Linked DNA regions of Mus musculus: region 1 is linked to region 2. A link is a contact called in ENCODE POLR2A ChIA-PET data. All regions are on one chromosome and are shown on one strand. The core of a region is the stretch at or near the end of the contact, and the rest is flanking DNA. Distances in the headings are between cores, read along the strand shown.

The links. ChIA-PET counts read pairs that join two places held with the same protein, here RNA polymerase II (POLR2A).
Region 1: POLR2A ChIA-PET joins it to region 2 with 20 read pairs in Patski. The contact joins the promoter of Kat8 here to the promoter of Stx4a in region 2. POLR2A ChIA-PET finds 5 or more read pairs at or near these places in 3 of 5 experiments (Patski and embryonic stem cell).

What each region holds. Positions count from the first base shown.
Region 1 is chr7:127,909,752-127,914,765 of GRCm38, reverse strand. Kat8 (K(lysine) acetyltransferase 8) reads right to left here and starts at 2,249. Exons shown (of 11, transcript NM_026370.2): 1 at 2,024-2,249. The coding sequence starts at 2,234.
Region 2 is chr7:127,839,468-127,844,680 of GRCm38, reverse strand. It overlaps Stx4a (syntaxin 4A (placental)), which reads right to left and starts at 2,873. Exons shown (of 11, transcript NM_009294.3): 1 at 2,613-2,873; 2 at 2,316-2,417; 3 at 2,137-2,236; 4 at 1,923-1,997; 5 at 1,039-1,109. The coding sequence starts at 2,642.

The DNA of each region.
Region 1 (5,014 bases), core at 1,000-3,499, 71 kb before region 2:
CTTGTTCTCTAGTGTTTTCCCATTGACAGAGAAAGGCAGATAATTTTAACAGTATGGCTGCCGGGTGTGGTGGCGCACACCTTTAATCCCAGCACTTGGGAGGCAGAGGCAGGCGGATTTCTTCTGAGTTCGAGGCCAGCCTGGTCTACAGAGTGAGTTCCAGGACAGCCAGGGCTACACAGAGAAACCCTGTCTCGAAAAAACAAAAAACAAACAAACAAAAAAACCCAGTATGGCTGAGGTACGAAAAAGAAAAACGTGCCAGACCATGCAAGCAACTGACTTTGCCTGAAGGGGTCTAGAATGGGATCACCACAGGAGATAAAGAGACTAGGGGGGCTGGTGAGATGGCTCAGTGGGTAAGGGCACCCGACTGCTCTTTCAAAGGTCCGAAGTTCAAATCCCAGCAACCACATGGTGGCTCACAACCACCCTTAATGAGATCTGATGCCCTCTTCTGGTGTATCTGAAGACAACTACAGTGTACTTACATATAATAAATAAATAAAATAAAAAAAATAATAAAAAAAAAAGAGAGACTAGGGGCGAGAGAGATGGCTCAGTAGTTAAGAGCATTGACTGCTCTTCCGCAGGTCCCGAGTTCAAATCCCAGCAACCACATGGTGGCTCATAACCATCTGTAATGAGATCTGAGACCCTCTTCTGGGGTGTCTGAAGACAGCTACAGTGTACTTACATATAATAAATAAATAGGGGCTGGTGAGATGGCTCAGTGGGTAAGACACCCGACTGCTTTTCCGAAGGTCTGAAGTTCAAATCCCAGCAACCACATGGTGGCTCACAACCACCCAGAATGAGATCTGACTCCCTCTTCTGGAGAGTCTGAGGACAGCTACAGTGTACTTACATGTAATAAATAAATAAATTTTAAAAATAATAATAAAAAATAAATAAATAACTTTTTAAAAAACAAAAATTAAGAGATGAGTAAGAGCTAGCCAGGAAGACATGAGATTACTTATAGCAAGAGCAGGTGATAAAAGGCACATAAACACATAGTTTTGGCGGGCAGAGCAAGATTGGTCTGGCAATAGCCCTTACTAGAAGTGCCTAGAAACTGGAAAGGTCTCAGACACCTTTAATCCCAGCACTTGGGAGGCAGAGGCAGGCGGATTTCTTCTGAGTTCGAGGCCAGCCTGGTCTACAGAGTGAGTTCCAGGACAGCCAGGGCTACACAGAGAAACCCTGTCTCGAAAAAACAAAAAACAAAACAAAAAACAAACAAACCCAGTCTAAGGAGTTTAATTATGTTTTGAGACAAGGTCTCTCTATGTAGTCCTGGCTCTTCTGGAACTTGCTATGCAGACCAGGCTGGCCTCAAACTCACAGCCTTCCCAGGGCTGGGATTAAAGGTGTATGCCACCATGACCGACATTTATTCGTTTAAATTAGATGTATTTATCGTATTAGGGGGTGGGGGATACTCTTATATGGATTCTGAGGGCAAACAGTAAGAATCATTGTCTCCTTCTACCATGTGGGTCCTGGGGACAGAACTCAAATCACCAGACTTGGTGACAAATACCTTTATGTCCTGAGCCATCTCAGCTCGGAGTTTATTTTGAAGCCAGCAGCTTGAGGTTTATTTTGAAGAGGGAAAGAAAAGGAAGAAAAGATAAGGAAGATAAGGAAACGTGTTTTTAGGAACTGGGCTGTCCTCTTTGCTGGCGATGAGGGGGCAAGAGAAATGTAAAGACAGACAACAAAACACCAATGAAGGAACAGATATAGCAAAAAAAAAAAAAAATGAAGCCTGAAATCGAACCAGAGTGAATGTTCACAGGCCAACTCTGTATTCAGCTGACTGGTGGCTTTACAGGTGAAAACAAGCATGGCCTGACTCCAACCTCCAATTACAAAGTGGGCTTCTCAGCTCCCGAAATCCCGCCTTCTTACCTGAGTCACCACCCTGGCCCCAAGACTCCCAGCCCCACAGAGCGCCCATTCCTAGGCCATGCCCATTCCCTAAATCCCGCCCCTAGGCCCTGGGCCCCGCCCTCACGCCAGGTGCTATCCGGCCGCCGGCACAGGTACGTTTCTCCGATCTCCACGGTGACTTCTGGTTCGCCACGCGCCGGAGTCGGCGGAGAGACCCGGCCCGGGGACCGGGCAGGCCCCTCGACTGCTGCATTTTCCCCCGGGCCGGGCTCTCCCTCCCCTACAGTTCCTGAAGTTGTTGCAGCAACTGCAGCTGTAGCTCCCTGTGCCGCCATTGCTGTGCCGGAAGTGACCGGCCAGAGAGCCGCTTTTATTTCCGGATCAGTGGGGGCGGGCATAGTCTTGCGTGTTGGAGGTGGGGAGGTTGTGACGTGGCAAGGTTTTGTTTTGTGCGTACTGCGTGTGGCTGTTGTTGCTAAAAATTGGCCCAACTTGAGACAGGGTCTAATTACAGTCCTAACTGACCTGGAACTCGCTATGTAGACCATACTGGCCTCGAGATCCACCTGCTTCTGCCTTTTGAGTCCTGGTATTTAAAGACGTGCACCGCCACACCCGGACTTAGCTATTTTTGTGGAGTTGTTTGTTGTGACATAGCCCGGGCTGCCTACACACTTGCTGACCTAGCTCCTCCTGCCTTGGGTTCCCGAATGCTGGGATTAAAGGCGAGCATTCCTATTTCTTGAGAAAGGTTCTCAGAGGCTAGCCTGAAATTCATTGAACGTGCAGCAGTATCCTGGGGATTACAGTTGTACTCTATCACTGAATTAAGTTTTATGGGATGCTTGGGGCCAAAACCCAGGGCTTTTTATATGCTACCCACTCTATATTTGCGTCTCTCGCTCAGGGTGGGAGCAAAAACCAGTTGAGACAGGAAAAGAACAGGTGTGCCAAATAAACTACCTTCAAAATAAACTTACTCACTCTTTCTCTCTCTTTTTTTTTCAAGACCGGGTTTCGCTGTGTAGCCTTGGTTGTCCTGGAACTCACTCTGTAGACCAGAAATCTGCCTGCCCCTGCCTCCCATGTGCTGGAATTAAAGGCCTGCACCACCACTGCCCGGCAACTTCTTTTCTCTTAAGAATTTCATGTAGCGGGGCTGGAGAGATGGCTCAGCAGTTAAGAGCACTGACTGCTCTTATGAAGGTCCCGAGTTAAGACCCCATGGTGGCTCACAACCATCCATAACAAGATGTGACACCCTCTTCTGGAGTGTCTAAAAACAGCTACAGTGTACATGTATTTACATATAATAAATAAATAAATCTTTGAAAAACAAAAACAAAAAACCTCGAGCGTGGCCAGGGAGAACCTTGAGTGGTTGTCTAACCTCCACCTTTCAAATGTTGAGGTTAGGATGGCACCACACCAGGTTCATGCACTGCTAGAGATTGTACCCGAAGCTTCATTAATGTTAGGCAAACACTACCACTGAACATCTCCAGCCAAGAAGGGTTTGAGCAGGGAGACAGTGCCTGGAGAATCTGTAGTGACACTCCTCCAAGTACAGAATACCAATTCTCTGAGACTCAGTAAAGGTTAAACCATATATACATATGGTTAAGTCATAGCTTTATATAAGCTATATAGCAGCATTCAAGGTAAACTTATTGGTAGATGAATTGGAGTAACACATGTCTAATTTGCTGTTTAACTTCACCTTTCTACACACACACACACACACACACACACACACACACACGTGTTTTCCTTAATTACTGTATTGGGGCACCGGACACCTTTAATAGCTTGCCCAGTGCATACTACTTTAGGAACTGCGTTGTGGGCGAACTAGTCGATGAAAAGAAGCAGCACTGTAAGACCTTTGTTTTTTAGGGATGATAATGCCAGCCAGTTCCTCCTTAGCTGGCTTACTGGAATAAAGCTCCTTTTCTCACGCTCTATTGTTGAGACTGACTGGCTCCTGCCACATGGTTTTACGTACCCAGCATGCACTGGTAACTTTTACAGTAGCACACAACAGTGTGTTGAGTCAGAGTAGGGCTGGATAAACATCTCATTTAGACATTCTCTGAAAGTTCTTTGATTCATAATTTGGTGATCAGTTTTCATAAGGTTTCTTTTTTTTTTTTTTTTTTTTTTTTGGTTTTTCGAGACAGGGCTCCTCTGTATAACCCTGGCTGTCCTGGAACTCACTCTGTAGACCAGGCTGGCCTCGAACTCAGAAATCTGCCTGCCTCTGCCTTCCGAGTGCTGGGATTAAAGGTGTGTGCCACCATGCCCGGCTTTCGTAACAGTTCTTGAGAGGGGCAGCTTGAGGTCAGAACTCAGACACTATGGTCCAAGAAATATCTGACCGTTGTGTATCTATGTGAGATGGCATTGGGAATAGAATAGATCCTTTTGTGTGTGGCACTGAGGGAAAGCTGGCTGGATGATTCGGCATGCACTGCTCTTGTCGACAATCTCAGCTCTGCTTCCACAGCAAGCAGCTCACTACTGCCTGTAACTCCAGCTCTAGGGGATTCGAAACCCCTCTGGACTCCACAGGCCATCTACAGCAATGAGCACAAACCCACAGGTAGACACACATACAAAAAATAAGAGAGAAGGCACTAGGAAAAACTGGTTACTTTGCTGTTGGGCAGTAAAGAAGTTCAGAGCAGGATAATACCAGGTGCCCGGCACCCTAAGAATGAGAAGATACAACCAAAGGACACCTCCCACTCTAGCCCTCTTCAGGATCATTACAGCTTTTGCCCAGGCTTCTACCTCACTTGACACTTCACCTGACATCTTCAGATGATGTCCTTCCTAAGTAAGGACTAGCCTAGGCATAGTAAATACACCATGCTGTCCCCATGCCAGGGCCAACCATGATTAACATGTAAATCCAACTGTTTTTTCCAGAACTTGGGGGCTGTGCTGAGACACCCTCTACTTACTGTTATTGTGTTTATGAGTATGAACCTACATGTGTGCAGGTGAGAAGACTTGGCAGGACTCACGTAGTCCTCTCCTGCGATAAACTCTAGGAGATACCTTAGTGGCAGGTGCCTTTACTGCCGAACCATGTCGCTGGGCCCGGATGCTT
Region 2 (5,213 bases), core at 1,624-4,123:
ACACACGTTCACAGAAAACCTACAGCTTTCTGTATCACTGTCGAGTGAAAACAGGGTCTCAAGCATGCTCAGCACACACCCTACCACAGTTCACCCCCTTCCCATTGTTTAAATTACATGCCTCACTCCGTCAGTACGTTCCCTCGTTTTATGCTGTTTTGTCTCCTAATACTCATTATTAGATTATGAAATGATGTAAGCCCAGTGTGGTGTCCTATACCTTGATCCTAGCATTGGGGAGACAGATACAAGTAGATCTGAGTTTGAGGGCAGCCTTACCTATGTAGTGAGCTCCAGGCCAGCGAGAGCTGGTTAGTGAGACCCTGTCTCAGTAAGGAAAAGTGAAAATAATTTCCTTATTTGGTGACTGTCTGGCCCTATAGGACCTAAGTCTCAAGGGTAGAATGGTTAGTTCAGAGGGTGTACAAGCACTCAGTGTGCATGTGTTGAAGGCTTGGTGAATGTCAGTGTTGCCGTGTAGACTGCAGGTTTGCTCGTGTACCTCGGTGTCACCGTGCCACTACCACAGTGCAACAGGGTCCTCTCACATCCTTCATTCTGCCACTCTTTCATCTCTGAACTCTATCTATGGGGCCAAGGATGTCCTCTGGAAGGAAGAGCAGCCACTGCTCCTAACCTCGGTGCCGTCTTTCCAACCCTGCTTGTTTTTATTTCTAGTTCTTCTTCCCTTGAGTAGAATGATAAGGCACTAAGTCCTACATGAGAAATGTCTTTGTCCCCTATTCAGTCCAAACTCCCCGTCTCAGGCTTGGGAAAGTATGTGTCTCACAGCCAGGCCTAAGTCATGTCTGACACAGCCAATTCTCTTTGACTGGAGGAGGCAGGGGGTTCTAATGGATTCAGCATTTGGAGATTTGGTTCTCTGCCTGCACCCAGTTCTTCCTCTCTTGAGCATAAGCTTTTTTATATGGAAAAGCATCAGGACAGAGATCCTAGAATCAAGGGCCTCTAAGTCACCATGCAGGAACCTAAGAAACAATGAATGAAATCCCTTGGTCCTAGGAAAGTACAACCCACCTGGGTTTTCTTCATCCTTGTGTTGACTGAGTTGTAATTCTCATCAGCTTCCTCCTTCTGGGGCTCTATGGCTGTGGGAGAGACACAAGGATGGATGGGAAGAGGGGTTCCTCCTGAGACTTACAAACATTGTTTGGGAGACCAGCTGCATTCTGTTGGAGGTTAGCCTGATCTACATATTGAACACACACAAACCCATTAATAAAAGTGTAAGCCATATAATAAAATATTTTAAGTGAATTTTTAAAAAGTGATTGGAGACCAGATCAGGGCCACATCTACATTCCAGCTACGTAGTAAGGAGTTTCTTGTTTTCTAACATTTTTATTACATAGTGACTATGAACAGGAATGCCTTCTGGTAGTAATGCATAATGGAGGAGGAGGAGAAGAAAAAAGAAGGAGCGAGCTTTTAATTTAATCTCAGCACTCAAGAGGCAGAGAAAGATGGATCTCCGTGCATTTGAGGCCATCCTGGTCTATATAGGAGGAAGAGGTGGAGGAGTAGGTGAGAAGAGAGAAGGGAGAGGAGAAGGGGGCGAATTCTGAATTTCTGAGATATGTTTTTCTTTGAATTACACCAGTGGGTTCCCACAAGCGTGGAGGAACCTCTCATCTGCTTGCCCAAAGAATACACACTGGCCTGAAAGGATGAGAGCAGTAAGTAATTTTGAATTTAAACTTAAAATAATAATAAAGGAATCTGAGAGGCCATAATGTGCTCTGCAAAGTACCATGGCTTTGATGCCATGGGACAGAGATCCTAGACCCAAGTCTGCTGTGTGACCTGGATCTATCACTTGACTGTATACAACAACTAGATACACCAGCAACTGGGCTGAATCAAAGGGAAAGATATGGCTGAGACCCTTGAAATTCATTCACCTTTTAGCTGCGCCCGGACCTCTCTCCCCAGCTGTTTGATCTCCTCTCGCAGGTTCTGCAGGCCCTGCTTCATGCCTAAACGAGAAAGCCAACACTTCTAAATCACAGCCTCTCCCACAAACCAAAACCAAACCCATCCTGGCCATCACCTGAATAAAACTACATCCCCCATAGTCCACCGGGCTGGCGTGCGTGAGCCCTAGGTTTCGCTTACTCTCCTCGGGAAGAGGCGTGGCCAGGATGGTGACCTGCTGTTTCTCCAACTCCCGGACTTTACTCTCCAGTTTGGCCATAGTCTGCCGAATTGTCTGCACCTAGGAAGGATCACCAAGAGGGCTGAAGACTTAAGTGTCACTCTAGTCCGCCCTACTCCTCGGTTCTCCTGACCCTTACCTTCTGGAAGAACTCGTCGTCCGGGCTGCCCAACCGGGCAGCACCTGAGTGCACCACCAGCGCGACTCGAACCTCATCTTCATCGTCTGAGATGTTATCCCCCTGCCAGGGCCGGAGTCATTGGCGACAGTTGCTCGCTGCGGTTCTCGCCCCGCAGGAACCATGGGCTTCCGGGATTTTCCTTCCTGGCCATCAGCCACCCGCCCGGGACCCAAAACCAGGAGTCCTCACTCCAGCGCGCCCGCCCGGCCCCGCTTCTCCTCACTCCAGGGTGTCCTCACCATCCCGGTTTCTCACCTGCCTCAACTCGTGGGTCCTGTCGCGCATGGTGGTCGGAGTGCCCTGGACCCGAGCCCAAAGGGCCTCAAGGTTCTAAATTTGGAAGTCCTGCACCTCTCTCACACTTGACACCCCCTCCCTCACCCAGCGAACTCCAGTACACCCCGGAGCCGCCAAAGGCCCCACCCCTTTCACCATCCACAGTCGTGGGGAAGAACCCGATCATAGGACCCCCAAAGTTCTACAGGTTGGAATTCCCTTCTCTTCCCCCCATCCTGCTCCCGCAGCTGCCGCCCCGCCCCTCGGGGGATGACTCCGAGCATGCGCGCGAGGGCTCGGCTCGTCCTCGCTAGAGGGAAAGGCGGAGGTCGGAAGCAGTGGCAGCCGAACGGAAGCGAGGCTGCCTGAGTCCAGAGCCCGCCCCGCTGCTCCCCCCCCCCCCACTACCGGAACATCTCATATTGGAGCCGAGATCTAGTTGCCCAAAGGGTTGGGAATGCGTCATTTGCACGCAGTCTGAGAGCCTCGTATCTCACATCACCCCATGGCGCCCCCTCATCACGTGACAGGCCGGGCCCAGCTCCGCGGGCTGCACGCCCGACCGCCAGTCATGTGTTCCGGCCTGTCAGCGACGTCTCGGGCTTCAGTCTCGCGACGTCCCCGACACCCCAGCGTCTGAGCTGTGCCCCAACAGCTTCTTCGAGGTGGGGAAGGGTACACTGCCTACTCTCAGCCACCTACTAAGGATGCTCTGTAGAATTCACTTTTTTGTTGTTTTAATTTTGGGTCCTCGGGCGTGGGCAAAGTGAAGACTTGCATTTGGGGCTGTCAGTATCATGAGACCTTGGAAATCAGGAAATAATAAGACCCGAGTCTCCAGCGTCAGGGAATTGCAGGGTTTTGTAGGCAGAGAATCTGGGGGTGGGAAGTGACCTCAGCCAAGGTGGCGCTCCCCCCGCTGCTCCCCCGCGTCCTCCTGGCACAGCCTCTGACAGGTGGGCGGCCTATGCCCCGAGTGAGCATTGCAGTCCCGCTGAGCTCGCTACCTTCTGAGCAGCACGACAATTCCAGAGCAGCTCAGACTGAGAAAAATGTACTGTTACCTCCGCAGCCCTGCCTTACAGCTGACGTCTCAGCATGACTTGCTTTTCTTTAACGGAATCCCCAACACCAAATTCGGTAGCTGCCACATAGCAGTCCTGCATAGAAGATTTGATCCGAATAGTAGCCTTTCCTGTATTTGAAACTAAAGCCCGTGGCTTCCTGATCTTCTTTACGCTTCTCTCACGGTGCCATTTCCCCAGATTTGTTTGTTTGTTTGTTTGTTTGTTTGTTTGTTTTTCGAGACAGGGTTTCTCTGTGTAGCCCTAGCTGTCCTGGAACTCACTCTGTAGACCAGGCTGGCCTCGAACTCAGAAATCCGCCTGCCTCTGCCTCCGGAGTGCTGGGATTAAAGGCGTGCACCACCACTGCCCGACTTCATTTCCCCAGCTTTGACCCTCCAGAAATACATTCACTTGATAGATTTATTGGACACATACATACTAGGGAATAGATACTGATATGGGCTAGCGACATATCAAGGACCAACAGACCAAAGTCCTGTGCCCTGTGGAACTTCTATTGTATAGAAGCTTCCCCCCCCCCCGCACCCCCCAAAGTCCCTCAGCAGGTGTCAGAACAGCTAAAAATGGGTATTTGAATACCTGAAAGTTCATCAAAAGAAACAATAGTCAGTCCCTTTCTGGTTCTGGGCGAGAAGCCTAGATTTCTGAGTTGCTATGGACTTTTGGAGAGTCATGTTTGTCTTTGGACCTTGGTCTCCCATCTCTGAACTAGGGGTGACTGCAAAGGACTGGGAAGGTCATCAAGACTGCAAATTGTAGGGCTCAGCGGTTAAGAGGTTGAGAGCACTGACTGCTCTTCCAGAGGTCCTGAGTTCAATTCCCAGCAACCACATGGTGGCTCACAACCATCTGTCATGGGATCTGATGCCCTCTTCTGGTGTGTCTGAAGATAGCAACAGTGTACTCATATACATTAAATGAATAAAATCTTTAGGGCTGGAGAGATGGCTCAATGGTTAAGAGCACTAACTGCTCTTCCTGAGGTCCTGAGTTCAAATCCCAACAACCACATGGTAGCTCACAATCATCTGTAATGAGATCTGACACCCTCTTCTGGGGTGTCTGAAGATAGCTACAGTGTAATTGCATATAATAAATAAATAAATCTTTAAATCTTTTAGATAAAAGGCTGGAAATTGTCACATGCAGCCTGACCCCATGCATGGGGCGTTGGTCCTTTCCCCTTTAGAGTATAGCTCGCCTAGAACTGGGAAGGAGGGAGTGAGGATCCTCTGACGCTGACCACCCCACTCAGGGAATGCAGTGTTGCTGCGTTTCTTCAGAAGCCCAGTCTGCCTGGTTTGGTCCCCTGAAGACAATGTGGAGAAAACTGCCTGCTGTGGGGTCTGACTTTCAAGGTCTCATGATTCTGATAGCCTCCACATGTAAGTCCTCGGTCTTCCCAGGTGCCAGGGACCCAAAAGAAAACCAACAAAAGGGGGCTGGTGAGATGGCTCAGTGGGTAAGAGCACCCGACTGCTCTTCCGAAGGT